2 separate regions of the Mus musculus genome follow, and region 2 is linked to region 1. The links are chromatin loops, found by intact Hi-C in ENCODE. Cell type or tissue: left cerebral cortex. All regions are shown on one strand. Links, peaks and the distances in the headings refer to the core of each region. The heading gives the core; the rest is flanking DNA.

Evidence for each region. Hi-C counts contacts between places; a loop is a spot of excess contacts. Peaks named below come from ENCODE experiments on the same cell type or tissue, not always from the same donor. Only the 100,000 strongest peaks of a DNase experiment are listed, where the experiment ranks them.
Region 2: it touches region 1 in a loop (2.9-fold over the local background); 2 of 42 quality-filtered maps call a loop at or near these places.

Annotation. Positions count from the first base shown.
Region 1 is chr9:45,381,041-45,396,200 of GRCm38, forward strand. It overlaps Fxyd6 (FXYD domain-containing ion transport regulator 6), which reads left to right. Exons shown (of 8, transcript NM_022004.6): 2 at 8,948-9,007; 3 at 9,594-9,632; 4 at 9,737-9,811; 5 at 10,521-10,557; 6 at 11,175-11,224; 7 at 11,636-11,685; 8 at 13,943-15,119. The coding sequence starts at 8,953. The coding sequence ends at 11,664. Among named protein-coding and RNA genes, the nearest start is that of Fxyd2, 17 kb to the right of the region's middle. In left cerebral cortex, for the core only: CTCF peaks have their summits at 5,741 (motif pointing left) and 7,756 (motif pointing left); a DNase peak (open chromatin) is centred at 7,738.
Region 2 is chr9:45,116,532-45,131,691 of GRCm38, forward strand. Scn2b (sodium channel, voltage-gated, type II, beta) reads left to right here and starts at 1,345. Exons shown (of 4, transcript NM_001014761.2): 1 at 1,345-1,562; 2 at 8,411-8,577; 3 at 8,902-9,112; 4 at 9,574-13,539. The coding sequence starts at 1,493. The coding sequence ends at 9,773. The region is part of intron 1 of Gm10684 (predicted gene 10684); the gene reads right to left. In left cerebral cortex, for the core only: CTCF peaks have their summits at 3,294 and 5,406 (motif pointing right); DNase peaks (open chromatin) are centred at 4,692, 5,420, 5,855 and 6,110; H3K4me3 peaks cover 2,653 bases; H3K27ac peaks cover 3,791 bases.

The sequences.
Region 1 (15,160 bases), core at 2,769-10,768:
TGGCTGGCTGTTCCCAACTTCAGTTTGTCAAATTGGCTGGCAGGGCCAGAGGCATGGGTTCTTGAGCCAGGCCCTCCTCACCCTTGACTGGCAGCTGAATCAGGTCCCTCTCTCATTGGACCTAGGCTTTCCAAAATTAAAGGCAGATGGTTGTCTCATTATATCCCAGCGTGCCCTGCTGAGATGCCACATTCTCTGTTGAAAGACAAGGAGATACAATAAGCTAAATCGTGTCCTGTGGTCTCTAATAACAGCCCAGGTAACCCGTGAGGCCAGGACACAGTGCTCAGGCATTCCATGGCCCTTTGAAGGCTGCCCCTTCTTGGGTACGTCTGCTTGTCATCTTACTGGGGTATTCAAGCAGGCTGTGGTGATCCTAGGGTACATTGTCCAGCCCGAGGTTGAGCCTGCAGAAAGGCAAGCAGGCCCCATAGAAGGGAAACGAGGGTCTGCAGGTAGGGTGAGGAAAATTCATGTCATTTGGAACTTCGGCCTAGTAAAGAGAGATGGTTATCAAATTACATCACAAGAGTACCAAGCATTCTGGTATATCTCAGAGTAACACAGCATGTTGCTGTATCATCGACCGGTGGCTTCTCTTTCTGAGTGGCTTTTACCCAGCAATTAAGTGAAATTATGTGACTCAGTATGGAAAGGTAATCGCTGGAGGATTCTTCTGATTGCCTTTGCCTCCCATGCAGTGGGTGCCTGTGCGAACAGCGGGATAGCGGGAGAGGAGACTAACACAGAATGGCTGCGGTTGGCCACAGTGTGTGCCTGGGCATGGACAGAGTGGACCATGGAAAGGAGGTGGAACTCTTCCTCATACTGTGCGAGATCTAACAGAATGGTCTAGAGCAATGGTGACCAGATTAATAAGGCGAGATGGAGCTCTCAACTCCAGCAGCAATGATGTAATGCAGTCCTCAACTCCAGCAGTGTTGATGTAATGGAGCCCTCAGCTCCAGCAGCAATGACTTATAAGATTCCCTGTCTCAGCCAGCCAGGTCTTCAGGGCTCTATGCAGGGGTCCAGGTCCACAAAACAAAACATTTTAATACGCAGGTTGAGACTTAGGGAACAATCCTGAGCCTCCCTCCTGGCCCTATTCTCTTCTGCGTGGCTTATTCCCTTACTTCAATATTCCTCCCTCCTTCCGTTCTTCCCAAAACTCTGGGCCTGGAATGAGATGATTATACTACCTCATCTATGTCCTCCAACCTCAGCTGAGCTCCAGGCTGCCCAGTTCCTCCCCTGTAAGGAAGAGGAAAGGAATGCAGAGACTGGAATGTCAGGAGAAGCCAGGGTCTTACCACGAAGAGAGGAGAGGTCAAGATAGAACTCCTTGGTTAATAGAAACAAAGGCATCTGTGTCCCCTCAAAGGCTCCGTGTATGTAGCTGGCCACTGTGCTCCCAGACAGTGCCAGCTGTACCACCGATGCCATCTTTCAAAGTGGTCCAGGTGCCAAGAGGCAGCCTTGGAAGAGGCTCAGGCTGAGAGGAGCTGCTGGTGTAGACCAGGCCCCGGCAGCAGCTTGGAGGATAGAGACTTGGCTAGTTCTCAAATGTATGATAGTGTCCCTTTCAGAACTCTGCAACTTGATCGCAGATGTTTGCTTTGCAATACAAGGACAGGTCTTCACTCCAGAGCTTGGCATTACTGAGTCTCCATAGTCTGATGCCAGCCATCTTATCGGCATTCTCCCTACCCACCCATCACGATTTACCCAGACTGGATTATTCACTGTTTTTGAAGGTGTCTGGCACTAGAAATGAAAACACTTTGTGGGTTGGTGTCACATTCCCCTCCTATGTCATATACTAGTGGACCCAGCCTCATCCTGATGCCTTCTAGGTGGACCCTGCAGACAGCCACTGTTGAGTGAAGTGTCATGGGATTCAAATTAAGTTGAACTTGGAATGAGAATTTTTTGGCCGCCCCTTCTTTCCATGGCTCCCTCTTGCTGCTCTCTCTCCCCCCACCCTTGTCTATCGAGATCACGGCTGCTCTCAGGGTTTGGCTGAAGTGTCAGCTCCTCCGTGGGCACTTTCAGCTCTCCTGCTGTTCTCTCCTTACTGATAATAGCAGGATCTTTGTTCTCAAAATCTGTGTCTCTCCCTGGTCAAAATCTTGATCATTTACGTATCCCCTGCAGATCTAGAATTCCTGCCCCTGGGGAGGATTTAATGGGAATTATCCCGAGCTGAACATCTGTGGAGCTGACTGTAAGGTTCTCAGGAGTAACAGAGTGGATGGGTGGGCACTATACCTGGTAGTCTGGAGTCCTTGATACGGATGGGTCTTTTTTTTCCAGGAGGGGCTCTACCTGCCCAGTAATTCCTCTGCTGTGGGCCAAGAAGCCTAGACTGTCCATCCTTCTCCTGGCACCTACGACCCAGTGTCCACAGGAAGGTCCCTAAGAATTGGTTTTATTTTGTTTTAAGTATGAGACAGGGTCTCTCTATGTATCCTGGCCTGGCCTAGAACTCATGGGAATCCCCTTGCCTCAGCCTGCTGAGTGCTCGGATTGTATGCATGAGCCACAGTTGAGGGCTTTTAATGTCAGTTCTATCCTCCTTCCAAACTACTTTTGGATCTGGTCTCCTCTGACTGAGGCCCAGATATAATTTAACTATGGAACGTGAGATGGAACTTGATCCGGGGGTAGCAATACATTTGACAAAGGGGAAGGAAGGGAAGGAGGAAGATTTTACACACAGCAGGTACATATAACTTAGTTCCCTCCTTAAATGATTGAGAAATTTTTCTCCTGTAACGTGATGATCCCAGCTCTGTTGTCACAGGGCTTGGCCTGCCACACATGAAGGAAGAAAGAGGCTCCTCTACCACTCACTCCTTTCTGCACACCAAACAACACCTAAAACTCTAGAACTGAAATAAATCTCCCAACTAAGATCCTATGAAATCAAAGTCGCATGATTATGTAAAGTGTGAACTGAATTGAAGCGGAGCTGCTGAGAATGAACGGCAGTCGGCATCCATTGCTGCCTACTGGAGGCCAATAAGCACCGAACCAGCAGGAGTAGGATCCAAGCCCATGACTTCTCCATTGAACTGAGAACGCTTGAGAGAGGCTAATCTGGTCTTAGTTTGATATTGGCCACTCTCAGTCCCCATGGAAAAAGAAAAACAGCCTCAGAATTTCCCACAGATTAAAATATAACAAATTGGAGTACACAGTCAAAGACTACTAAACTAAGGTAGTGTGTGTGTGTGTGTGTGTGTGTGTGTGTGTGTGTGTGTGTGTGTGCATGTGCACATGCACATGTGTGCACTAGGAGGGACCCAAGAGAAGCCGAATCACTGTTTAAAAACCACAGATGCCACCAATCAATTTATGCTCCCAGGAATTCAGGATTTTGAAGGAAGGTCTAGCAGTGGCAGTGGTATTAGGAGCCTTTAATCCTAGCACTTGGGAGGCAGAGGCAGGCAGGTCTCTGAGTTCAAGGCCAGCCTGGTCTACAGAGTGAGTTCCGGGACTCAAGGCCAGGGCTATACAGAGAGGCCCTGTCTTGAAAAACAAAACAAGGAAACAAACAAACAAAACCAAACAGAAGTGGAGAATTCAGGATTTTGAAGTTAAAAGATACAGAACATAAAATAACTGTGAGGAAAATGTTGGAAGGAAACAGTGGATCATACAAATGAGTGGGCAAGGAAGACGAATGAAGTGACCAAGCTGTTAGAAAAGGAGCCAACTAGAACGTACAGACGTAATACAACCGTTGGAATAGGAAATTAAGTGGATGAACGAAACAGCAGATTAAGCACAGTTAGAGGGAGAGAGGAAATAATTCTGAAACAATTACCCAGCAGGTAGCACAGTGAAGCAAGGACGAGAAAAACTGAGTGAGCAGTCCGGTGATTTGTGGAACACAATAAGGACGCCCAGCACGTTTCAGAGCCGTAGTCTAGGAAGACAGAATAGGCTGCTCGCATGACAGGACGTAGACATCACTTACTTATTCGTAATTAATGTAAAGCGAGCATTTTGGAAGCCCAGGGTTAAAGCAGAATCTTCAAAACCTTAGAACTCCATTTAAAGCCAGTAGTAAGTAATTTAAAAAAAAATCGTGCACATGTGTGTGCACATGTGTTTATAACCATTGTTTCCCTACTGCGTTTCACTGACACAGTGCACTAAAACAAGGGGTAGAAACAATCTGTGTGCTAATTAGTAAGATCATTTGCAAAGTCTGTGTACAGAGAAAACCCAAAGGCGTACAGGTAAATTATTAGAAGTGAGAGATCTTAAGATTACTGTATTTAAGACCAATTGATAAAAAACCAATTGTTTTGCTCCATACTACACAGTACGTTAATGTTTTAAAAAAAACAATATAACTTACAATGTACCAATGGATGAAACAGCTATGTGAAGGTATCTTGGCATTTCATAAGAAGCTATTGATAAGGCCCTGGGGAATCAAAAGATTTATGACACTTGAGGAATTGGAATCAGGAACATGCCAGATTCACCCAATCCCTCCAGGTAGGTCCCTGACAGTTCTTATGAAAGTCCCAAAGTTTTAAGTGATGCTGAGCGACACACTCCTGTGTTTGAGTATATGTCCAGAGGATGGACATACTCTTAAAGGATTCAGAGAAGGAGATGGAAGGCTCTCTTACAACCCAACAGGATTATTAAAAAGCTATAGTAACAGAAATACAGGATTTAATGCGTTACCATAGTCCAGAGGGAATATACCCTAAGACCACGTAGATGACTGACACCTGAAACCAACTAGGATTCAACACTAAGCATACTGTTTTCTCTATAACATCTACTTATGATAAATTTTAATATGTAAGCTAGGCATAGTAAGAGCTTAACGGCAATATGTAGAGCAATTACAAAAAACCATAAGAACAATTTTTTGTTAGCTTGTTTGTTTGTTTTTGTTTTTCAAGACAGGGTTTCTCTGTGTTGCCTTGGCTGTCCTGGAACTAACTTTGTATAGCAGGCTGGACTTGAACTCAGAAATCTGCCTGTCTCTACCTCCCAAGTGCTGGGATTAAAGGTGTGTGCCACCACTGCCTGGCAAGAACAATTCTTTTTTGTTTGTTTGTTTGTTTATTTTTCGAGACAGGGTTTCTCAGTGTAGCCCTGGCTGTCCTGGAACTCACTTTGTAGACCAGGTTGGCCTCGAACTCAGAAATCCGCCTGCCTCTGCCTCCTGAGTGAACAATTCTTAAATATGGCTTTTCCCCAGTGTATCTTGTTTTATTTTCTTGTCTGAAAAAAACACCTTACAGGATTTTTTTTTTTTTTTGACTCTGTGTCTGTTATGTTAGAGGGTTACTTAAACACACGGACAGTGATACACAACAGTTGTGCCAAAACAGAGATGCTTCTAAGTGACTGGTGGGCAGGTAGGGGTAGTATATACAGTGTGGATGTGTTGGACCAGAAGGGTGACTCATGTTCTGCAGCAGGATGGATTGGGACAGTGAGAGATTTTACCATGATCTGTGTGTTATAAACTGTATGAATTATTTATTTCTGAGACTTCTCATTGAATAAGTTCAGACCACAGTTGGCAAAAAGCAATTGAATCCATAGAAAGTTAAGGAGAGGGGCTAGAGAGATGGCTCAGTGGTTAAGAGCACTGACTGCTTTTCCAAAGGTCCTGAGTTCAAATTTCAGCAACCACATGGTGGCTCACAACCATCTGTAATGAGATCTGACGCCCTCTTCTGGTGTGTCTGAAGACAGCTACAGTGTACTTAGATATAATCATAAATAAATCTTGAAAAAAAAAAAAAGAAAGTTAAGGAGAGTATCATAGAGACAAATTAGCCGATACACCCAAAGAGGAAGCTGGGAGATAACCACACAGCCAAGCAGAAACCAGACTTGTGGTGGCGACGTGGAACACCACGAGAAGTGGCTGGCAGTTCCAAGTGGTTCTGGGACATCTGGTTATCAGAATGGGAGAAAAATAAGATTCAGACCCCTACCTCACACCTCAGTTCCAAGTGGAATACAAGTTTTGAGTGTAGCTGGGCTCAATGGTGCATGTCTGTGGTTCTGGGCACTCCTCCAGTTGCTGACTTAGGGTCTCTTAGATCCAGACACCTAATACCACAAACAAAACACAAAGCACAAACAAACCTTTAATGTGGCCTACCTGTGTGAAGAAATGTCTTTAAAAAGACACATAGGATCATCATATTAGAACTGAGAAGTTCTGTGCCCTGTAAGACAATTTTTAAAAGTAAAGACAGAGCCAGCAAGACAGCTCAGGAGCTCCAGGGTCTACCACCAGGCCTGACCCTGGGGTTTGCTCCCATGATGCCTGTGATAGGCGAGAACTCCCACCCCCCCCCCAAGATGTCATCTGACCTCTACACACCTGCTGGGGCGCATGCGCGCGCGCGCGCGCGCGCGCACACACACACACACACACACACACACACAGAGTGAGTAAATGAAATGTGAAAAAAAAGTTCTTAAGTAAAAAGACAAATCACAGGCTAAGAGGAGATATTATATTGGAATATTATATTGGAATACTCAATAACTGAGGTTTAATGTCAAGATTGGAAAAAAATGATTTGAAACAGGAAAAAGATAAGAACATCCTATCACCTGTGAAGAAACAGAAATGTCAAACACCCAATTACTAAGTGACCAGATTAATGCTACATTTTATGCCTCGAAATTGACAAAAATTGGGACATCTATTAATGCCAAACTGATCTGGATGGGGAGTGGCAGATCAATCACATCGCGCTGGCCGGATGATAGGAGGGGAATGACCGGGTGAAGAGTGATTAACTGTGCAGCACTGACGGTTTGTCACCCAAGCCGTGGTCTCAGAGCCATGCTCACTCGTGGCCGCCATTTCCAGGCTGCAGGGTGAGACCGGCCAAGGGGCCAAGCCGTATTCCCTTTAAAAGGAAACTAAGCAGGAGAGTACTTCGTGCACCATAAGTGTCGTTTGGTCGTTATGTTTTCTGGTGTCCAGGAATGAGTGGTCCCCCCCTTCCCCGCATCTGCAATATAAACAGGTTCCTCTTGAGACTGGGTGTGAGTGTTTATAACCCTATCACGTAAAGTTAGCAATGCCACGTTAAAGACACCAGATGTCCATCAACAAGAGAATGGATCAGTACACAATAGTTTGCCTTCACAATGAAATGCCAGGTGTTAAACATGAATTAACTGCAGAGCTGTGCATAGATAAATCTTCAGTACAAAGTTGATTAAGGCAAGTCCAGGGGCCTGTACATATTATAATTCTTTAAAGCTATATTAGGGGTTGGGGAGAAGGCTCAGTCAGTAAGGCATTTACCTCAAGTGTGAGGGCCTGAGTTTGATCCCCAGAACTTATGTGGAGTGGCACCTAACAGCGGTCTCAGCATTGAGAAGATGGAGAGTTTGAAGGATGGCTGGAATTTGCCAGCTAGCCAGCCAGCTAGCCCGCCGGCCTCCTTGAATCAGAATCTGTCAGCTCCAGGCTCTGTCTCAAAAGATAAAGTACGGAGTGTGTGAGGAAGACATCTGACGTGGACCTTGTGGCTCCACATGCAAGAGCATGCGCCCGCTCAGACACCCAAACACTTACATATGCACAGAATCACTCTGAGCAATGTTATTGGATATCTGGGTCAAGCATAGTTTTTAAGAAGAGCAAGGTGCATGTTCACACAGCAGGCGATGATTTGACACCTACAGGACTCTGGCTGGAAATGGTCATGGATGAAGCTCTGCTGCCCCCTGGTGTCTGATTGGTAGATGGCAGCAGGGTCACTTGTTAGACTGAGCGTGGGACCGGCCATTCTAGACAGGTTCAAGCTGTGGCCCGTCTTACCCTGCATGGAAAAGATTAAGCAGCTTTGGGCGCTCCTGATTTGCATTCTTCTCACTTCTCACTCTGTATTAGTCTTCTGAGTCTGAGAGTGACAAGTGTAACCCCACTGATACATGTCCCTGGTGTGTCCCATCAGAGTCCCCCACTTCATCACCAGAAATTGATGAGATCCACGTAGAGGGGTCAGTGACTTCCGTGGGAGGAGAGACTGGGGTTGATGCTTAGAAACCCCTATCCAGACTACCTTAACACAATTATCACCTTTAGGAGATGGGGCCTCTAGGGAAAGCTGAGAAAACAGGAAACAACAGGAAGGACACCTAAGATCACATATGGGCATCAGGGTTTGTGATAGCGTTTGGGGAACAGAAAGAGTCTTCCACCCATCACCTGATAGAAAAACACTTCCTAGGGTCTGGAGAGATGGCTCAGTGCTTAGAATGCTTACTGCTCTTCCAGAGGACTCAAATTTGGTTCCCAGCACCCATATCAGACAGCTCTTAACCACCTGTAACTCCAGCTCCTGGAGATGCCGTGAGCTGGTCTTCCTAGCCTCCAAGGACACCTGCACACATGCACACATAGACACACACTCACACATACAATATAAACATATCTTAAAAACACTTTCTGGCGGGCTGTTGACTGTGGGAGCTGGGCCCAGGGCCCCACATCTTAATGAGGCAGAAGTTGGCCCGGAAGGAGGACACTGGTGAGACATCTCCAAAGCCCTTGGGAAGGCAAGGCTTCAGCCCAGAAGCCCCACGCTAATGAGTCCCTGAGCCGTCATCTGACCTGGGCCCTACCGCTCCCCCTATGAAGGGCGATAATTATCAGCAAGTTTCTGGTTCCAGGCCTGCAGTGTGGACCTAGCACAGTGCCTGTTAAGTGTCCTGACTCATCTGGGTTAATAGTATTGGCCACACAGAGCTCTCTGAGAGTCTGATGAGAGCCTGATAAGGTGGCATTGGTCCCGGAGATTTGAAGTGGCCTCAGGTCACACAAGCTCCCCATACAGCTCAGGCTAGGACGAGGCCCTGTCAGGGTGACGGCTTACCGAGGAAGGTCTTCTGTCCCTGGAGTAATGTCTTGCTTCTTTACCCCCAGACACCATGGAGACGGTGCTGGTCCTCTGCAGCTTGCTGGCCCCTGTGGTCCTGGCGAGTGGTAAGAATCCTTTAGGGCCTTGCTGTGCCAAACTGGCAGACATAGCCCTTTCCAGCAGAAGATTCTGGCCCATTCAGACATTAGGGTTGAGATCTTAGGCCACTTTACATCTGGTCACGGGCTCTTACTGTCAGCAGAGGAAAACAGATCCTAGTTCAGGGCCCCCCTGCACGCCCTTCTCCCACTGTTTCCCACAAGGGTTCAGCAATCCTTCTGTTAATCTCTCCAGGTACCTTGGGCTCCTGTGGAATTGTAGCCTAGACTGTAATTAATCCATCCTGACTTTATATGCAGGTCACGAGCCTCCCCCACCCCTTGGTCTCAGTTTCCCCCTTTGTCACTAGATGATAATAGACCTGGTCTTTTGGAGGAAATGAAAGACATAATGTGAGCCCGGGACCCCAAAGACTCTAATTCAGGCGAGGACCCCCAAGCCCAGCTAGCCCATCTTCCATGATCTCCAGTATCTCTGCCCAGTGAACCCCCTTCACAAGGACTCTTTGGTGGGGACTAGAGGTTATGGGGCAGGTGAGAAGTCACAGGAAGTATGGCTGTCTTCCTCTTGACCATGTCACATCTTTCCCAGCAGCTGAGAAGGAGAAAGAAAAGGATCCTTTCTATTACGGTGAGTGAGCTCAGCAGCCCTGGGGGGTGGTCCCATCCAGGAGGGGCCGGCGTGACCTCCTGGCCCCGCCTCTCTCCCACCTCTCACTTCTCCTCCCTTTGCAGACTACCAGACCCTGAGGATTGGGGGGTTGGTGTTTGCTGTGGTCCTCTTCTCCGTTGGGATACTTCTCATCCTCAGTAAGTGTGTCCTTTCTCTCTACGGCTGCTAGACAGATGGGGACAGTATACAAGCCTAGCCATTTTGTCTGTGGGACAGGAGAAGGCACAGTCTTGCCTCTCCACAGTATCTCCAGGATCAATACAGGGCTGGCCATGTAGTACGTGCTCAGGAAAACAAGGAAGGCATGGCCAGAGAATGTAAGTGAGAACAGACATAGCCAAGAACCACAGACTGCATCCATAGGGCAGGGGGCTGGCCATCCCAGGAGTCAGATGCTGTTCTCGCCGTGCTCCTAGAGATGTGTCCCTGTGCATTTCCCCTACACGAGCTGTGGCGTTGTGTTTTTTTTTTTTGTTTGTTTTTTTTTTGTTTGTGGTATGAAAGGGCAAAGTTCATCATAGTGGGAAGGCAGTGAACTAGCTTGGTCTGTGATAGCAGACACATGTGGCTTGTTTACATTGAGACAGACCAGGAAGCAGAAAGCTCAGGATATAACCAAAAGTGGCTACCACCTCCAAGACCTGCCCCAACAAATCACTTTGGTTAGCTCGGCCCCACCTCCCAAAGATTCCCCCTCCCACAAACAGCACCCAGTGAGGATCAAATATCCAGACCCAACTGTGGGGGGGGGCAGGGGGCGGCGGTAGGTCTTTTGTGTTCAGGCCTGGAGCCTGGCCTTGAGCTGAGGCTGGAGTCGTGACCTTGGATGGTTTCTTTGTGTTTCAGGTCGCAGGTGCAAGTGCAGTTTCAATCAGAAGCCCAGGTAAGGGTGCTGAGGCTATCGGACAGGGAGAGGTCTGTGGAGTGAACCCCGTGGGTGTTCTTTTGTCTCAGAAAGAGAATGTGGGGAGCTGGGGTATGAATCTGGGGGGTTTCCAAGTGGCTTTAAAACAAAGCAGAGGTCATAATATGGAGGGGCAGCCTCAGATGTAAATTCCTGGGTAGGAGTGTTCTGGAACCTTGTTTAGAGGCCCTGGAGACAGGGAGGCTGGCTAGGAGAGAGGTAGCAGCCGATGGCCGCTCTGTGGTGCAGGGCAGAGACATTGGGCCTGCTTCTTATCTTTTCCTGAGGCTCTGGGCATTGTGTAGACACTTGGCCTCCTTTCTACACCGTATAAGTTATACCCCATTCATTAAAACAGCCATGGTGGCCATGGACCTCAGAAGCCAAAGTTGGGTGGCAGGCACACCCAAACCCCACCTCGGGGCAGACACTGAAGGGCCCATAAGTTCTCCAGTCACCCTACACATCCCATGGTAGAGTGTTTGAATGCTTCAGTGGGGTTGGAAGGAATAGGTTCCTGGGCTATCCACAGAGAATGGGGGATACTCTGTGGTTTGCCCTGGACATTGGTGACAGTGTGTCTCTGCTTGTCACAGGGCTCCAGGTGACGAAGAGGCCCAGGTGGAGAACCTCATCACTACAAACGGTAACCGCTGTGAAAGGCTGTGGGGCGGGGGGGGGGGGTGTCTTCCTATAGTCTTGGGGGTGGGGAGGGACTCTAGGCGCCATGAGCTGCTTTGGGCTTCAGCAGACATGCCTCTGAGGTGCCAGGAAAGGGTTCCCAGTACCCCCAGTACCTACGTGATGTTAGCGCTTCATCTGAACCACAGATGCATCATTGTATGCAAAGCACCTGCTTGCCGCCAGGCAGGCTCCATCTTTCCACGTGTGCTAAGCCCCACGAGGGCCATCATCACCTAAGTTCTTGTAACCAGTGACCGTCGAGGACCGACACCACATCTTAGTGATCCTCAATCCTGGTATCAGCCATAAGTGAGGGTTCATCATGGAACATGGTAAGGGGCCTCACACGCCATCCATCTGCCTTCTCTTCCAGCTGCGGAGCCCCAGAAGGCAGAGAACTGAGGTGCAGCCTCCAGCGTGAAGGTAGGTGCTCTCTCTCTCTGTGCTTGGCTTCCTGCCGTCTCACCACGGCCTTCAGTGAGCCTGGGCAGGGGCATCATGCTGACTTCTTCATGGCACTCAGTTTTTCTTACCAGTGGGCTCCTCTGTGTCTTTCAGAGGCGGGGGAGGAACGGAACAGTGCACTGCTCAGTCACAGAGACACGGAGGTGTCCTTTATCCAAACACAACAGCATAGGAAATCAGAGCTGCCAACCAGCCTTGGGTCAGGCTCATACAGTACTGTCCCAGCTACCACAAATACACACCACACACACATCATACCACATACACACACCACACACACACACATCATACCACACACACACATACACACACCACACACACACACATATACACACACATCATACCACACACCACACACATCACACATCACACACACACACCACACAAACACACACCACACACACACATCATACCACACACATACACACACCACACACACACATCATAACACACACACACACACACCACACATCACACACACACCACACAAACACACACACCATTCACTACACATACACCATACACATGCACACTATACATACACAACCAAACATACCATACATACACACACATACCACTCACATCATACACATATACTATGCATACACACATCAAACATACCACACACACACATACAGATAGCACACATACCACAAACATCATATACATACACTATGCATACACACATCAAACATACCACACATGCACAAATACAGATATCACACACATATACCATACACACACACACACACACACACACACACACACACACATTTATTATGAAACTCTCCAGTACTACTCTACAGTAGTGAAAATAATATATGCCCCTCCCAGTCCCTGCACCTCCATTGTCCTCAACACTCGGAGTCCACCATGTGTCACTTCCATTGCTCACTGTAGGGTGTGCCAGAGAATACATAGTGACTGAACAAAGCTTCCAGTCTGCAGATGGGATAGGAACCTTCTGGAGCTACCAGAAGAAATAGGACACGCAGAGCCAGCCCCATTTATAATGGGAAAGATTGCAGTCAGAGAAAGCCGTTCAGATCATGTCCTGGGGTTACTACTGCTGTGATAACACGTGGTCAAGAACAAATTGGGGAGGAAAAGGTTATTTTCCCTAAGCCTCCATGTTGAAGGAAGTCAGGACAGGAACTCAAGCAGGGCAGGAACCTGGAGGCAGGAGCTGATGCAGAGGCCATGGAGGCGTATGGCTTATGGGCTTGCTCCTTCTAGCTTGCTCAGCCTGCTAAAAGAAAATAGAACCTAGAAGCACCAGTCTGGGTTGGTGCCACCCGCAGTGGGCTGGGCCCTCTCCCATCCCTGGTTAAGGAAATGACTTATGGGTCTACCAACAGAAACGCCTTATGGAGGCGTTTTCCAAGTGGAGGCTGCCTCTTCTCAGATGACTATAGCTTGTGTCAAGTTGACACAAAACTACCCAGCACAGATAGTAAGTGACAAGATGGGTTACTAACCTGAATCCAGGTCTCTGTGGCTAGGGTCACCTGGAATAACTTGTCAACTGTGTCCTGGATGGCAGACCCTGGGCTAAGCAAAGGCAAGAAAGCCAGTTTGTCGCCTCACTTCTTCAGATTCCACACGATCGGGCGTAACAACCAAGTGTACAACTTTAGCTTAAGTCATAAGTTAAAGGAAGCCAGGCAGAGTGATACATACCTATAAAGCCAGCCCATGGGAGATAGAGGCTGGAAGATTACAAGTTCAAGGTCAACCCTGGCTAATACTGAGTTTGAGGTCAGTCTGGGCTACATGGACCCTGTCTCAGAACCAAAGCTAACCAAAAGCTGTCTGGATCATGGACACTAGCCTCTGCCATGAAGCCAGTACTGCCATGTATCTGTAGAGTGTTTTAATTCCTTGCAGTGCCTACATCTCCACACGACAGCTCCGGGCAGCAGAGCAGGGCTCACGGTGTCCATCTTTGGGATGGATATCTTCAAGACAAGTGACCTGTTATGCAGGGGTCTGTCAATAACTCCAGTCTTAGTTACACACACACACACACACACACACACACACACACTCCTCCGTCTGCCTCTTAGCATTGTCTGCTCTTCACTGGCCCTGGGGGTTTCAAGGGCATGCCATCGGTGGGATTTATAGGCAAAGGGATTATGCTGAAGATGGGGAGAGGATGAGGTATGGGTGCCAGAAAGGATCTGGGATTGACATGTGAGTTGTGTCTCCACAGCCTCCAGAAGCCAAGGCCAGCTACCTGACGCTTCAGAGACTGATGTCGAGGCTTGAGAAAACCGGCTACTTCATACCAGACCTTTCCCTAGGAGAAGCCAAGAATGCGTGTTCCCTGTGCCTCTCCCTGCCCCCCACTAACCCCAGTCCTATATTAATGATGCAACACTTCTCACTGCAGCCGGGCTCTGGACCCTGTCTGTGCCGTGTCTGTGCCGTGTCTGTGCCGTGTCTGTGTGTGTCTGCTGACTGTGGTCGACCGTGGATTTCATTGTTTCTGTGAACTGTGTGCTTCCTCTCCCACGCTACCATCGGCGCCTTGTGTCCTCCTGTGACCTCCATCTCCTCTTGCTCTCTGGAGTCTGCTCTGTTCCTGAGGAGCCCTAGTCCCATCTCTGGATTGAGAGAGAGTTAGTTGTCCCCAGGGCAGGAGTCCCCAGCGGACCCAGGGCTGAGAAAGTTTGTTGCTATTCTTTGTGGACTCTCAGAAGAAACTTGCTCTGGATTCCACCAGTTCAGAAGGTCTGTTTGCAGCTGGAGAGTCATTGCTGCAGGATCTGCCTTCCAGGGCTCCTTTTCCTTTTAGGGTGTCCACTGCAGAGTCCCCATCTGCCCCACCCTTTAGGGAACACCCAGGAAATCTTGCCTCTGGGGAACGAGCTCCTCTCTTATCTTCCGAGCAATAACCTGGTAGGCTCTGGAGTCCCCCTGCCTTCATCCACCTTTCCTGCTTCTAAGACTTCCATCTCTGGCCCGATTTATCTGAGCAGAGGACTCCTTTCTTCTCCGAAGCTGGTCTCTAGCAGGAGATAGTCAAGGGGACAGGCAGTGGAAAGGGTGGGGACGGTTCTGTCTCTCTGCCTGGTGGTGTGGATATGGCAGACTTTGCAGTTTCTTGTCCCTGCCTGTCAGGGGTCAGAGTGGAGAGGGATGGAAGGGTTCAGGGGCAGCGGGGCTGAGGGTCAGAGAGCAACAGGGTATGAGCAGCCTGGATGCAAAGGCCAGAAGTCAAAAGTCATCAGAGTGGAAACTCACACCGGAGCCTGCCCAACCTGCCTAATGTGTTCCCTTGGAAACTAACCAAGCCACACTGTGTACTGGGACTGCTGATCTCTGTCTTGTGATCTATATCCTCTGACAACAGAAAAATAAATAAATACAGCATTGTTTCCTAGTGACTCTGAGTGGCTTTTCTTCTGAGAATCTGAGGGTTTGTAGG
Region 2 (15,160 bases), core at 2,341-10,340, 260 kb before region 1:
TGGCTCTGTTCTCCTCTTTGCTTAGGGCCACTTCTCTCCTAACTTCTACTTGTGACAACCTGTATTCTCCCCTCCTTCGAAATAACAAGTTTCAAACATACACCAAAGCCAAGGGAAGTGTGCCCCAGGCACCACCAATCATCTGGGACCATCAGCTACATTACCCACGGGTGTTAAAAACACAGACACTATCTTTATGATACCCGGCAGCATTAGACGTTATTTGTTGACATAATCAACGTCCAGTTTACATTCGCTCCCTGCTCCCCTTGTCTCAAAACCTGTTCCTTTCCTTGTTGATTTGTTTGAATCCGGGTCCCTCAGAGGTCCATGCTCTATTCTCTTGTAAAAGTCTCTTAGGCATTTGTGCATCAGCCTTCTCTGACAAGTTCTGTATTCTGCGGAAATGCTAGAGCAATGAGGAAGTCATTACTTTCCAAGAGCCTCCTGCCCACTTCGCTGAACCCAAACAACAAAAGGCAACTCTTTCCTGGGTGTTTACATCTATGTACGTACGTATGTACGTACGTACGTATGTATGATCTATCTATTCTCTTGCCCCTCCCCGTGTGTGTGTGTGTGTGTGTGTGTGTGTGTGTTGGGGAGAGACAGAGAGAGACAGACAGACAAACAGAGAGACAGAGAGAGAGCATGTAGCATGAGTATACAGGTGCCACTAATGTGTTGAGGTTAGACCATAACTTGCAGGGATCAGTTCTCTCCTTCTGCTGGGTGACCAGGTGTGTTCCCGGGGATCAAACTCAGGTCATCATGCTTGGCAGTGGCCACAAGCACTTTCCCCAGGGAATCAACTCACAGGCCTTTGGGGCGTATTCATATGATAAAAAGGACTTCCTTACAGCCCTTTGATAAAAACAGATGGCTCTAACAGTCTTTCTCTTTTTCCTTTTTTCTTTCTCTCCCTCCTTCCCTCCCTCTCTCCTTCTCTCCCCTCCTTCCTCCCCTCTCTTGCAAGGGTCTTGCTTTGGAGCCTAGGCTAGCTTTGGACTGCTATGAGTTCAAGGCAGTCCTGTCTCTGTTTCCCTAGTGCTAGGATTGCAGGCACGTGCCACCTCACCTAGAATTCTCTAACAATTTTCAAAGTCTAAAAATCATTTCAAATGCAGTAGGAAGGCAAAATTTGATTGAGCTCTGAGTTTAGAGGCTAAATTTTCTGGCAACTTAATTTCTTCCAGGAATATCTTTTTTATGCCCTCCCACCTGCTTTCTGAAATCCACCAACCACAATATTTACTCCATCCCCTTTTTTTTCTTCCTTTCCCTTATACACCACCCCCCTCTCTTTTTAGCAGCCACATACAAGTCGGCCATATTAGAGAGATGGAAATAAAGCTTCCTCAATGTTGCATATGTCTTTGAAGTACATCCGTGCATTTTCTTTTTTAGCATTTAACCATTCCTACCTTGTGGTCCTTGGTCCCTCAATCACCCTTTCCCACAGCCCACCCGCCTAACGTCACAGTCTCTGAAAATGCACAGGGATGCCTGGCTACCTCGCCCTGCCTTCAGTCTCACGGGGCTCAGTCTGTTTTTCTCTTTGGGTAAGTTAGAACCACATCTGCATGCTCCTAAGGGTCAGAAGTGCAGCTGCAGCGGAAAGAGGAGGGGGCGGGGGAGGGGGCAAGAGGGAAGGAGTGTGAGCCGCTTCCCTCTGTGTCCTTGGGAAGGGGCGTGCTGGGGATCTGGGACAGCTGGGACTGCCGGATGCTGGGCTTCTCCTTCCCAGAAATGTTGACTAGAGGGTGAGTGTTGCTCGGGGATGAAAATGGTCAAATTTATCAAGAGGTGGTTCATCCTGTAGATTTCCCTGAAGTGGACCCATGTGGGGGTGGGGCAGAGCTAGGCTGCTCTGCGGTCTCTTCAGGGATTTTTCTCTTCACCACCACCACCACCACCACCACCACCACCACCACCACCACCACCACCATCATCATCATGTTTTCATTTTCAGTTACTTCCCAAGAGATCTCATAGGAGTTGCTGGCTTCTTTAAAAGTCTCATTTGTGAGCCCGTTCCCTGGGATCTGGTGGATTTAAAGGAGATCGCGTTCTCGAGAGTTGGGGGCAGAGAGTTGAGCCTATCCCACCAATTTGTTGGGATGCGTGTGGGAGGAGGTGGGTATCAGGCTTAAGGACCAGCTCCGGGTTGGCAGGAGAGGCACCAGAGTAGCTGCTACCGAGGCAGGCACCCCTGGTGTGAACCAGATGGAATGGATGAGGTCAGGTGCCCAGGATCCTGGGAAAAGGAGCAAACTGTAAGTGGAACCTAGGGAGAGTTCCTTTAAAACCAGTCTCCGTGGTCCAGCCCAACCTTGCAGACCACCCTGTCGTAAGGTCCCAAAGCCAATTTCATAGCTGAACACCTAGAGACCTCGTACTAGGCAGGTATGTTAGGAGGCTATTTGTAGGCCTGCTTCCCGACTCTACCCCACCCCACAACCCATAAGGTCTCACTTTGTAGTCTTGGCTGATCTCGAACTTTCAGTGATTCTCCTGTCTCTTTCTCTTCCTGGGTGATGGGATTACAGACAAGTGCCACCATGCTGGGCTCTAAACCTGCCTTGTGGACAGTTTTACTCTCACTCTTAAAATTCTCTCTGTAGTGCCTGAGGGTCAAGTTTAAGGATCTTAGGTGAGATTAGGTCCCACTATAAGCTCTCTCAATCTGTCTGTCTCTCTGTTGTCTCTCTTTCTGTCTCTATGCTGGTCTCTGTCTCTCTGTCCCACCTTCTGTGTCCTTTCTCACTGTGCTGGGTGGTATATCCCCCCTCCCTCTCATGCTGGGTATAGGGCCCACAGGGATAACAGAGACATGAAGCAATCCTGGTAACCTGCAAGATAAAGATCTAACATCTTTCGTCTTTCGGAACTGGACCCAAGTTTAAAACTAGCTTTGTGTTTTACTCTATAACCATGGGCGAGACCCTACCTACCCCGAGCGCCACTTCAGCATCACTGCTCCCATGGGAGACTGGAGACTGTCTCTTGCTTGGTGAGCTTGTGACCTAACACACAGCAGGGGCCAACATGCTTCCCGTGAACCCTGGCATGGCATATTTTGCTAAGCCCTCACGCACAGCAGTTACTTGTAGTAGATACTGTGAATCTATTCATGTTCTAGGGTGGAAACAAAGGCACGGTGAGGTTCAGTAACTCCTCCAATCAGGTCATGTGACTAGCATGAGAGAGCTGAGATTTGAACTCAGAACTGAGATTTGTATCTGGCTTAGCACATTCTTTTAATATTGGGTTCTACTGCCCCCAATGTTCAGGAAGTGGTACTACTCTGTTGGCATTAATTGGTCAAGAGTATCAAGTACAGGCTAAAAGGGGGAGTAGGAGGAAGATCTGAATTTAAAAAAAAAAAAAAAAGCCAGAGGTGGAGGACAGATCTCCTCTCAGGCACTGGCCACAGCCTCCTGTCAGATGGAGGCTGTCTATGGCAGCCATATTTAAGTGAACAAGGCCAGGGCTTTGGCAAGAGGACCAGCGGGCCTGGCCTTGAGGGAGATGGTGCCTTGGATGCAGACGCCTGCGCATGAGGGCTGCAAGGAGGCAATGGGAAGAAGTGCATGTTTCAGCAGGTCTGTGAGAGTGGAGACCTGGAGCTTCGGGAAGCTGTAAGGAGGCACGCCTCTGGCAGTCCATTCCCTCGGCAACGGAACTTGGATGCTTGCAGTAGCAGTGGTCACTGGGATGCAGGGATACCACCGATTAGGAGGGAGAGCGTATCAGAGGCAGGTTACATGCGGATGACTGTAAAGATGGCCAACAGCTATTCCCACGACAAGCTCCAGGGTGTTTCTCAAGACCACGCGTTTTTCAGCCACTGTCCTGGTCATCAAGGTCTGGGCTGTGTTTGAGGGGAGCTTAGAGAGTAGAGTGTGGGCTTCCGTTCAACCCTACACATTTGCTGCTAAGGGCAGGACTTAGATTTGGAGGAGAATGCCTCCTCCCTGCCTACCCATACCCCTGGCAACAAAATTGTATTGAGCACTCAGTATGTGCTATGTGCCGTTCTGGACTCAGGGATAGCAACACGAATAAGAAGGAGCTCACCAGAGCCTCTGGAGAGACGCAGGTACATAAGCAACAGCGCCTCAGCATTGTGTGTGCTATGAGAATGTTGGGCATGCTAATGCTGGAGGTCACCTTTTGCTAACAGCTGTGTGCCAGGCTGAGCTTCGCACATAGAGCACGTCACTTAATTGCCCCATTGACCTTAGAGGGGTTAGTGTCCCCTGTATTACAGATGAGGACATTGCAGCACTGGAACCCTAGTGCACTTGCCCAAGATCATATCAAGATCTCTAGAGTCCCAGGCTTGAACATCCTACCACTTGGCCCCTGAGTCACTGGAAGTAATAGGAGCCTGGCTGGGAGAGGATCAGACACTAGGGAAGATGTCACCTAAGCTGTGCCCTATGAGTGGGGTTTGGGGTTTATGTGGAAGAACTCCAGGGAGGACGGCGAGCAAAACTTCCAACCTAAAGCAAAAGCCTGAACAAGGCCAGGTGGAGGGGAGGGAAGAGGAGACTGGGAGATTCGGTGTCCCTAGAGTCCCACGCAAGGGGTGGGGCCTGGCAGGAGATGAGGCTGTGATGTGCAGCTGTGCCCCAGATGGGAAAGGCCACCCAGGAGCTGCACCCAGGTGCCAGAACTCTGCCCTAGAAGCAGCAGGAAGCCACTGGTGTCTCGGAGGTAGGGGATGGGAGTACAGCTTGGTTCTGGCTGCCTGGGGAGGAGATCTGGGCAAGAGAAACTGAGTGGAGAGGCGGGAGAGCTAGACATCACATGTCCCTTGGAGGCAGGAGCTATTAGAAGACAATTCTCCCCAACCTCCTCTTACCCCTCCCTCCCTTTTTAAAAAATCTTCTTTTTTCCTTAAGAATAAGACAAGTGTATAGATTACTTTAGGCCTGGAAGGAGGAGAAAAGGGAATTTACTTCCAAGTCTTTTGAAGAGAGTGTTTGGCAGATAAGCCATGTTTCAGGGTCTCTGCATGATTGCCCTGGGAGAACAATGGATGGTCAGGGCCTAAAGGACCCAGCTGTGTCGAATACTGGGTTGCTGCACCCCACTATCATCTTCCTGTAAGTTGGGAATCAGGAAACCTAGACCTCAGACCTGGTACCAGATAGGACTTTGGTGGAACCCAAGGCGGACCATTGTCTGCTGGGGATTCTGCAGGAGTCAGGGACTGGAGCCACTATGTACATCTTAGGACACCTTGAACGGACAGTAACCAGCCCCCCAACCCAACCCATCCCCAGCTCTGTGTCCTCACCTCAGCCCTGTTCGGAGCCAGGCGGCATGGATTCAGGTTCTAGTTTCTCCTCACTTTCTTCCCTGCTGCTGGGACTGGTTCGTTGACATCTGTGGCCACTAGAGGGCACACGAATCCCATCTGGCTCCTCTTGCAGAGCACATGCAGGGGGAACCCGCATTGCACCTTTCTCTGTCCCCTGCCATTAGCCTGAAAACGCCTCTGGCTCCCCTGCAACTCTGCCACCTGACGTAGCTGGATCCTTCTAGATGAGATGGGGCGGGAGGGAGATGTGAGCTGATGTTCAAACTGGGAAGGAACAAGGAGAAGAAAGGTGGACTTTACCGAGCCAACTAGTTTCACAGAGCACTTGTGTGGGGAGGGGTGGCCCTGGGAAGGTGGAAGCCCTTTCAGGGGGAGGGGCTGGATAGGTCGGAATGCCCGGTATAGAAGGTAAACTGAGGACAAGCCTCCATCAGTTCTTTCCCTCAAATTCCTCAGCCTCTGCAGTGTGGGGGTGGTGTTAATATTTTCTGCACACCTCCCTCTCGTCTGGCACCGGGCCAGGTACTTTTAGACTCGATATGAAAGTGCAAGAGCTGAGAGCCAGGCTTTGTTCCTCTTGGGAGGAGCCCCATCAGCTTCCCCAGCTGGCGTAACCCCTGTGAGCAGCTCTGTGCTCAACTGGAGTCATTGGTGAGCAGGTGTGGTCTCTAGACCCGCCCCCAGGCAGGGCCTTGGTGGGGATTCCAAGGCCAGCAGTCCAGAGACCCTCCTGATTTTAGGTTTCGAGCTCTGCAGGCCCTTCACAAGGGTGGGTGTGCAGTGCAGAAGGGTGCTCCGGCAGGTTTAGCTTCTCTGCTTGCAGGCTGTTGTACTTCTGCTTCTGAAGGGAGGGCCAGCTGGTTTGTGGGAAAACCCAGGATCCTTGCAGCCTGGCTCCTTAGCTAGAGATCCCGGGTAAATCCAGTCCTGAAGTACCCTCAGTCCTAGAGACTGCCCCACCTCACCTCTTAGCTCTTTCTGTCCCCAAAGCAGACGTTAGGAGAATGCAGTTAATAGCAGCTGTCATTTGCTGAGCTCTCAGCATTTACTTTAGTCACTATAAGCACCCAGTGACAGTGTCATGAACTAGGTTTGCTGGAGGAAGGGGCTGAGGCACAGGGATGGGGGTGGGGGTTCGGGGGTAGGGGTGGAGAAGTCTGCTTACATTTCTCATAGTTGATCGGGGCTACAGCTGGGACGGAAGATAAGTGGAATTGGGGGGACATGTGTCTGCCCACATCAGTAGCTATAATCTTCACTCAGCTGGCACCCCATCGACTGCACCCCATCCTTAAACCCCCCCTAAATCATCCCAGATCCCATGTTCTGCCCCTTGGCCTGGTCCTTGCCCAGCTCTAATCTCAGGTCTTCCCATGCCCTGCCTTGTTCTTTCTCAGATGTATGAAGGTCAAATCCAGCCTTAGAAATGTGGCCCTTGATGTTCCATGATGGCTCACTCCTTCTCAAGTTCAATGCTGTCTGGATGTCATTCTCCAGAGCCTTATTTCCTGGCCACCCTTAAACTCCCCTCTGCCATATTTTATTCTTATATCCCATGTCATGTAACATTCCAGACGGCCATGTTCCTATTTTCATTCTTGTCCCTTTATGCTCCCTCACCAGAATACAAGCCCCACCACACAGTGGTTATGCCTCATACTAGTGACAAGTCCTAGGATCTAGGACTAAACACAACCTGGCACACAGTAGGTAATTTACGTGTATTTAGTATCGTGAATGAATGAGGGCTAGAGATGTGGTTCTGTTGGTAGAGTGCCTGCCTCTACCAATTTAAGGACTTACATTTGATTCTGAGCAGTGAATAAACTGGGTGGGGGTGGGGCACCCTTATAATCCCAGCACTCTGGAAGTGGAAGTAGGCAGGTTAAAAGTTCAAGGTCATTCTTAGCTATATAGCTAGTTCCAAGATAGCCTGGGCTACCAGAGGAGGCCAGCCAGATACACCCCTCCTCGCAACACTCCAAGGCCAAATGTAAAAATCAAACCGAACAAACCAGACAAACAAAAAAAGCCATGCCCCATATCACAAAACAATGAAAATGAAGTGGCACTGTCACTGCTGGGGGTTTTGATGTGAGCCATTGCTCTAACCCTGAGCTATGCCCCTGCCCTGTTAATACTAAGCTGAACTTTTAGAATGAAGTTTTAACAGCCTTGGCAGATGATCGATTGTGGAATTAAGGTCTGGGCTAGTCTGAGGCAGTCCTGCAGGTATCTGTGGAGTACTTTCATGGCTTTGCAGTGCGTGTCTCTGTAACGGCTGGGCCCTGGGCTGCTCACCTGTGCTCCCTCATCTCTGCTCTACGGAGTATTGTGGGGGCACTTCTCTCAGTTGCAGCACCAGGCCTTGACCTCATCCAGTACTTCCGAGGGATTTCTGTTCCCACCCTGCCTCCTGCCAACCTGAACCAACTCTGCGCCATAGCGTTTCCAGGTCAGCATTTCCCAAAGGGCAGAGCATCCATGTAGGCCGGTCAGCAAGTCCTCAGAATGAACCTCTTCTTATGGGACACCTCTTCTTTCCCGTCTGCCCTCTTTCTCGAGCCTGGGGATAGTCAGTGGCTCGTGCTGGGCCAAGGGAGAGCGAGGCCTTCCCAGGCTCGCCCAGTTTTAGCTGCCTGCCCCATGGGAACAACGACGCTTCCCCTAGATGGGCTTAAATAATAATCTGAAGCAAAAATAATCTGGAGTGGATGGAGAATGGGAAATGGAGGCAAGCCCAGTGAAGCCTTTGGCAGGGAAATGGCTTCGGGGTGGGTAGAGGCAAGGAAAGGGTCTGCCTACAATGAACTTAGAACAAGCAGAGTCCATTTGACTGTCCATGGCCTGGTAGACAATTTGATGGGTCTGTTCTACACTGGTTCTGTTCCTCTTCTCCTCCTAAGGACCACATCTGGTGTCCCTCATGCGCTTCACCTTCCTAACAGCTGTAAAGAGCCCAGCCTATTGCCCCTTAACTCCTCTGTCTCTCTCCGTCTGTTCCCCATTGGCTACAGAAGGGTTGCAACCCTCCACCTGTCACCAAGCATCCTCATCAGGTTGTGGTTCTATCTGCAGTGCCCCCGGGGCGGAGCATGGAAGTCACAGCGCCCACCACTCTTAGTGTCCTCAATGGGTCCGATACCCGCCTGCCCTGTACCTTCAACTCCTGCTACACCGTGAACCACAAGCAGTTCTCTCTTAACTGGACTTACCAGGAGTGTAACAATTGCACAGAGGAGATGGTAAGTCCTGGTGGAGGAGGGAGTGGAGGGAAGCAAAACCCCCAAGGCATGAAGCCCACCATCCCCATCCCATCCCCACCCCCACCCCCACCCCCACCCCCATCCCTAGTCCTGCACTGGAACAGGGCCCCAAGAGGACTCTGTGTAGGCTGTTTGATACAGAGGTTATGATGTCGCCACAACTGGATGGGCCTTCCAGGTCTAATGCCCTTCCTTCCCATGTTAAGAAAGAAGATGCACAGGAAGAGGGTGTGTCCCCACAAGCCCCATAGCCCCTTGCGCATGCTCACACAGCGCTCATACTATTTGCCCCTCCCCTCCCAGTTCCTCCAGTTCCGAATGAAGATCATTAACCTGAAGCTGGAGCGGTTTGGAGACCGCGTGGAGTTCTCAGGGAACCCCAGTAAGTACGACGTGTCAGTGACTCTAAAGAACGTGCAGCTAGAAGACGAAGGCATTTACAACTGCTACATTACCAACCCTCCAGACCGCCACCGCGGCCACGGCAAGATTTACCTGCAGGTCCTTCTAGAAGGTAAGAGTGACTGAGTTGCTGTGGGACACTCACCGTTCTCTACAGCTTAGCTCAGGGCACTTCAAGGAGCCTGTGACTCCCATCTCATCTTCAGGTGCTTGTCCTGGTGGAAGACATCCACACCTTCCCTCTAAAGGGAACAAGTCAGTCACGATTAAAACCTTCATTATGCCCATTGTATGGATGAGGAAACTGAGGTTCAAGAGCATACATTTCTTAAGATAACATAATTCCTAACTTCTATAATTAGATTTGAGTCTGATCTTAATGTCCACGAGTTAAATACTCCATTCTGTGGGTAGAGGGGCCTTTTGAAGGGGGCAGTGGTCTAGTTTGCTTTGACTTTCACTAATGCCCTGTCCATGGAGAGGAATCAAATAATATCCCCTCCTATTTTGGGGAGCAGGGGCGAGATACGGAATTTCCTTTCCAGCTCTATGATTCTGCTTCCTTTCCCTTAGTACCCCCAGAGCGGGACTCCACGGTGGCGGTCATCGTGGGTGCCTCAGTGGGGGGTTTCCTGGCTGTGGTCATCTTGGTGCTGATGGTGGTCAAATGTGTGAGGAGGAAAAAAGAGCAGAAGCTGAGCACGGATGACCTGAAGACTGAAGAGGAAGGCAAGATGGATGGTGAGGGCAACGCGGAAGATGGCACCAAGTAACCGGAAGCCTGCCCTGAAGCCCCTCCCCGTGCCCTATCTCCTCTCACTCTCTGCCCTGTACAGTGTGACCCCGCCTGCTCTCTCTTGGTGTGCTTCTCTTGAATAGGACCCCAGAATCGACCTGGGGCCTCACTTCCCATGCCCCCACCCCTATACCAAGGGTGATCGCCCTCCCTTTCATCTGAAAACTGCCTTGGTATCTGAGATTCGGGAGTCCCAGGGAGAACAGAGAAGGGCTGTAGCCTGTCAGTCTTTGAGGAAGAAAGACTTGTGTGGTCCCAAAGACAGGATGGGGGAGGGAGGGCAGTGGGAGAAGAGGTCTGCTGACCATCTTGTCTAAGGCTTGGTCTGGTGGCGATTTAAACTGTGGGAGTAGCAGTGTGTGTGGTGGCGGGGTTCTGTGCTGACCAGAGGCACCATGGGAATGACTTGTGAAGATGGCTAGGGAACAGCCATCAGCTGGAGATGAAGGTGGGGTCCTACCATTTGTGAAAGCACTATTTAAAGGGATGACTGTGCATTTCCAGGGTACTCAAGGAAAAAGGAAAGATAGGGCTGAGTCGTTTCTGGATGCGAGCCTTGGCCCAGAGAACTCTGTTCTGGCCTCGTTTCTATCACTAGCCACTCCCAGAGAGGCTCTGGTTACTGTAGGCTGCTGCTCCATGGGGGATGCTGGCGAGAGGTAGGATCCTATCCTACCCTAGGGCTGCCCCTTAAGAGACCTGTGAGGAACTGCCGGGTGCAGGCTTCACTGCATACACATGGCTGCCTTCTCAAACAAGATGCTCACCTTGGCCTCTGCAGCAGCCATCAACCCTCAGAACTGGGGTGTGTTTGGGGGAGCGGAACTGTGTATAGGGGCAACTTCCTGTGTGGCTTTAGTTTGGGGATTTTCGAGCAGGGTTTCTCTGCCTGGCTTTTGGCAAGATGGAAGAGAAAGCTGGAACGCTTTAAATATGAGAGCATATGCTGAAGGAGCCTCTGAACCCTGCCCCGCCCCCACCCCACCCCCACCTCCACCCCCACCCCGGAACTCCCTTTGTACGGGAGAAAGTCACTCCTGTGGTAAGCCTACATTCACTGCCGTTTTACTATCATTATAAGGGACTTAAGTCCAGAGACATTTTACTATCATTATAAGAAACTTGTTATAAGTCCAGAGATGGGAGAAAGGCAGGGTAGAAATGGCTAATCGGAGAGTATCCTGTTGGGACGTGCTCAGAGAACTGGCACAAAGCCTCCTGCAGATGGGGAGACTGAAGTTCCAAGTGACCAACAGAGGCTGAAAGCATTGCCCATGTTCTGGCTCCTTGGTCCTCAGTTAGAACAAATAGAGCTTCCTGGTGGGAGAACCTCAAGCCTTGGATGTGTTTTGTGCACAGTAGTGGTGGGGTTCATCTAGCCCCGCTCCCCTTCCAGGAACTCAACCCCCACAAGCTCAGGGAGTTAGCTGTTCAGGGTAGGGAAAGAGTGTGGTAGGAGACAGGACTAAGACAGTCTCAGGGACCAATACTTGCCTCTGTTTATCAGATAGCCACTCGAAGAGACAATGGTGGCCGATGGAAAGTTCAACTTAATTCACTTCAACCACCATTTACTGAGTTTATGCTGTATGCCAGGCACCGTGCTGGGTGTCAGGGGTGCCTACAAAGCCATAACAGAGTCAGGGACTGCCAAATCGGTACTATAGGACCAAGAATATTATTACTATTTATTATTATTATTGTTATTGTTATTGTTATTATTTTGGTGCATCTACTTCCACCTCCATAGCCACTGCTTCCACAAGAGACTCAGAAGGGTGAGACTCTTGAATCTGGGGTTTGGGAAAGTGAGGGTGCAAGGGGAGGGGGAAGGTACTGCTGGGAAGGGTGCAGGGGTCAGGTAGGTTGGGCATGGAGTAAGGAATGATGGATAGCCAGCCAGAGAACTCCTGGGTAAGGGGAATCTAACCCTTCTGGAAGTTCTAATCTCTTTGGCTCAGTACCTAACTGCCAAACAACACACTGCCAATGGGAGTGGGTGAGACCACCGGGGTGCCTGGAGCAGGTGAATACTGCCCATCCTTCAAGCAAGCCAACCAGGAGTAGAGAGATGAGTTGTGGGCTCCCCAAGCCGGCTGAAACCAAGGGTGGTGGTGTATATATAGTTCTGCAGCTTTGAGTGGCCAGTTTTCATCACCTGGCATGTGTCCTCTTCTTTCACAGTGCACAGACAAGGGACTTGGCTTTTGCGGACGGTCTTCTAACATCTTTTGGGTGGGTGGGTGGTTACTTGTGAAATCCCCCTACAGGGTTGTACTAATAAGCTGTCTCTTTTTTTGTTTGGTTGGGTTTCTTTCTTTCTTTCTTTCTTTCTTTCTTTCTTTCTTTCTTTTTTTTTTTTTTTTTTTTTTTTTGAGACAGGGTTTCTCTGTGTAGCCCTGGCTGTCCTGGCACTCACTTTGTAGACCAGGTTGGCCTCGAACTCATACATCCGCCTGCCTCTGCCTCCCAAGTGCTGGGATTAAAGGCATACACCACCACCGCCCAGCTAAGCTGTCCCTTAAAGAAGTAAAGTTTCTTGGGGTCTTTTTCTTTTCTGCCCTGACGGAATGAGGCCCAGGGAAAGCAATGCCTGCCTCTGGACCTCATGGACTGGGTCAGGAGCCATTTCTGCCCCAGGTAGTTGTCCTCATGTGCACTTTCTTTTGGAGCCACTTGGACCCTCCTCCAGGGTCTCTGGGCTTGTGCTTGGGAACAAAACTAGGCTTCTGTGAGATGGGGTGAGAAACTGTGAGATGTTCCTACAGGAGCCATTGCTCAAGCTTGCTTCTTAGCTTATGCCAGCAAACTGCTCTCTTGCTGCAGTGTGGGCTCTGAGCGCTGCTCCTGGCTGAATGCTTCCACTACAGTGCTCTCAGTCTCTCCTGCCTCTCCTGCTCTCCCAGAAGCCCCTCCTCACACCCCCTCTGCCTCTGCCTGCTAATTAAGGGCCACTGCAAAGAAAGGCTGGCTGGCCAACCTGCGGGATTCAGCTCATGAGAACAAAGCACAATATTTCAGGACTGAAAGTGCCTTGCGGTGCCTTGGAACTGGCTTTGGAAATAGCTGTTTGCCCCTCCAGCTGTGGGCAGACTCATCACCTAGTCCCACTTTATCAAATGGGAGAAGCTGATTGGGTCCACGTTTCCCTGTGAGTCTCCTTGGGAAAGTTGGAGTGCTACATACCTACAAGATCAGGCTAAGCAGGTAGATAGGTGGAAATACCAACCAGGTCCAAAGAAGTTAATCCCAGGCCATAGGAATGGCTTGGTGCAGTTGGAACGGGTGACAAATTAAGAGAACTTTTTTCCTACATATGTCTTAAGAATAGACAGCCTTGCTGTGCCTCCTGCTGATGTCTTCCTTTATTGAAGCTTGCTGATGCGATTGTACATAGCCTTTCTATACAGGTAGAGATATATTATATATATACATATAAAACATCTCACTATGCCCACCCCAAAAGTTACACTGTGGGGTGGAGGGTGAAATCACCTCTCAGTGTTTCCAAGTACCAAAGGTTCATTATGGAATGTTCTTTATGCTTTTTAGGGGAGAACCCAGCTGCATACATAGCAAGTGCTTATGCAGGTCTAGGTACTACTTCCTGTCTGTTGGTTGGGAGGGGAGAGAAGCTTAAATGGTCTTCTGTGACCCAGCTGCGGGGGCAGGCTGGATTTCTATAGCAGTTTGTCAGATTGCTTGGATCTATTGGCTGCAATAAACACACTGTCTCCCCGGAACATCTCTCTAGTGTGGTTTTCTTCCCGGGGTGCAGACTGGGATAGGGGAAGGCTTTGCTGATGGAAATCTCTGATACTCCTTCTCTATGGTGCCATGCATACCACTGGGTGTGAAGACCCCAAAGATTTGCCTTGCAAGGAAGAACGAAGTCTACCTGCCCCGAGCCCCTTGGAGGACTCTGCCCTCCATGGTAAGCACTGTGAGACAGGTGGCTGAGCACCCACTTCCAGAGAGACTTGGGGTTACCTCTGGGATGAAGATGAGCCTCTAGCACCCCAGGCTGGCTGCTCTGAGGATAGAGCATGAGCCATCCTTCCTGCTCCTGGGTTCTTACCAGTGTCTGACTAGGCAGACAGCTCTCATGCCTGGATTCTGGAAAGAGGATGACAGCTGGTCAGAGTGCCCCTGTACAGCTTCAGTGGGGAGGGTGGCTGGTGAGAGGTCACGCTGCCCCTGTCTCATCTGCCTTTGCATCACTGAATCCTATTTACCTAGTGCTGAAATGAGCCTTAAGACATTCAACAATCAGGGAGGTGGCTCAGTGGCTAAATTCCTTTGCCACAAAGCCCAACAACTTGGGTTGCATCCCTGGGATTCATGATAGAAGGAGAGAATCAACTCCTTCATATAAACACACACACACACACACATGCACACACACACACACACACACTTAATGTTTAAACAATGTTCAAGACCAAAATCAACCTTCTGTTTGGGGGTCTCAACTGTCTAGGGGCTTAAACTTTCTGAATGTCCAGGAAAATTTATAGGTAGTAAGTTATTTTTCATATTTCTGTCTGTCCTCTGGTGACCTGGAGACCCACCTTGGTGGTTAGTGGTCAGGAAGAACTCAGGATTAGTAACCCTGATGCTTGTGATGACCACAGATGCTACCTAAGGGAGACAGTAAGGAAGCAGCAGTGTTAACCAAAGATGGTCGGCATGATCAGAGCCAAAAGACCTTCATTTAGAAGGGTGTCTATTCCCTGGAGCGCCTGAGTCCTGAGGGCAGGAGGTCAGAGATGATGTCTTTGTTCTTAAGAGAAGAACTGAGCCACGAGCCTGAGTAGAAGCACCAGGGAGCCTGCCTGGTGCCTTCAGGGTAGACACGGGCTCCTGATGCCCAGGCATGTCACCAATAGTCTCCTCCCTCCCACCCCCAGCTAAGAACACTTGAAGGTTCAGATTTTGCCTTGCTTCTAGGAGAGGGGAGGGGATTCAGGTACTTATCCTAACTTGATGTCTTTGGGGTTGCATGGGAGAGTTTAGATTGTAGCTCTAGTAGCCATGGGGGCAAAGACTTCCCTCACCCTAATTCTTGCTCTGATTGGTCAGATCACTGGCTTCCTGAGTTCCTCAGCCAGGCTGAGAGGACCAAACCAAGCTGTTCCTTCACTATCCTGATAGCCACGTGTGGGACAGGAATCTGGACCGCAGGAACGCAGCAAGCACGTGGATATTTACAACCACAGCCAGATCTCTTCATTGTCACAAAGGGGAAACAGAGGACCAGAATTGGCTTATGGCTGAATGTAGAATCAAGAATAGAGAGGGTCTTGTAGTGGGCAAAGATAACTGCCTTTTTTCCCTTCCTGCGACCCCCATCTAATGCTGGGC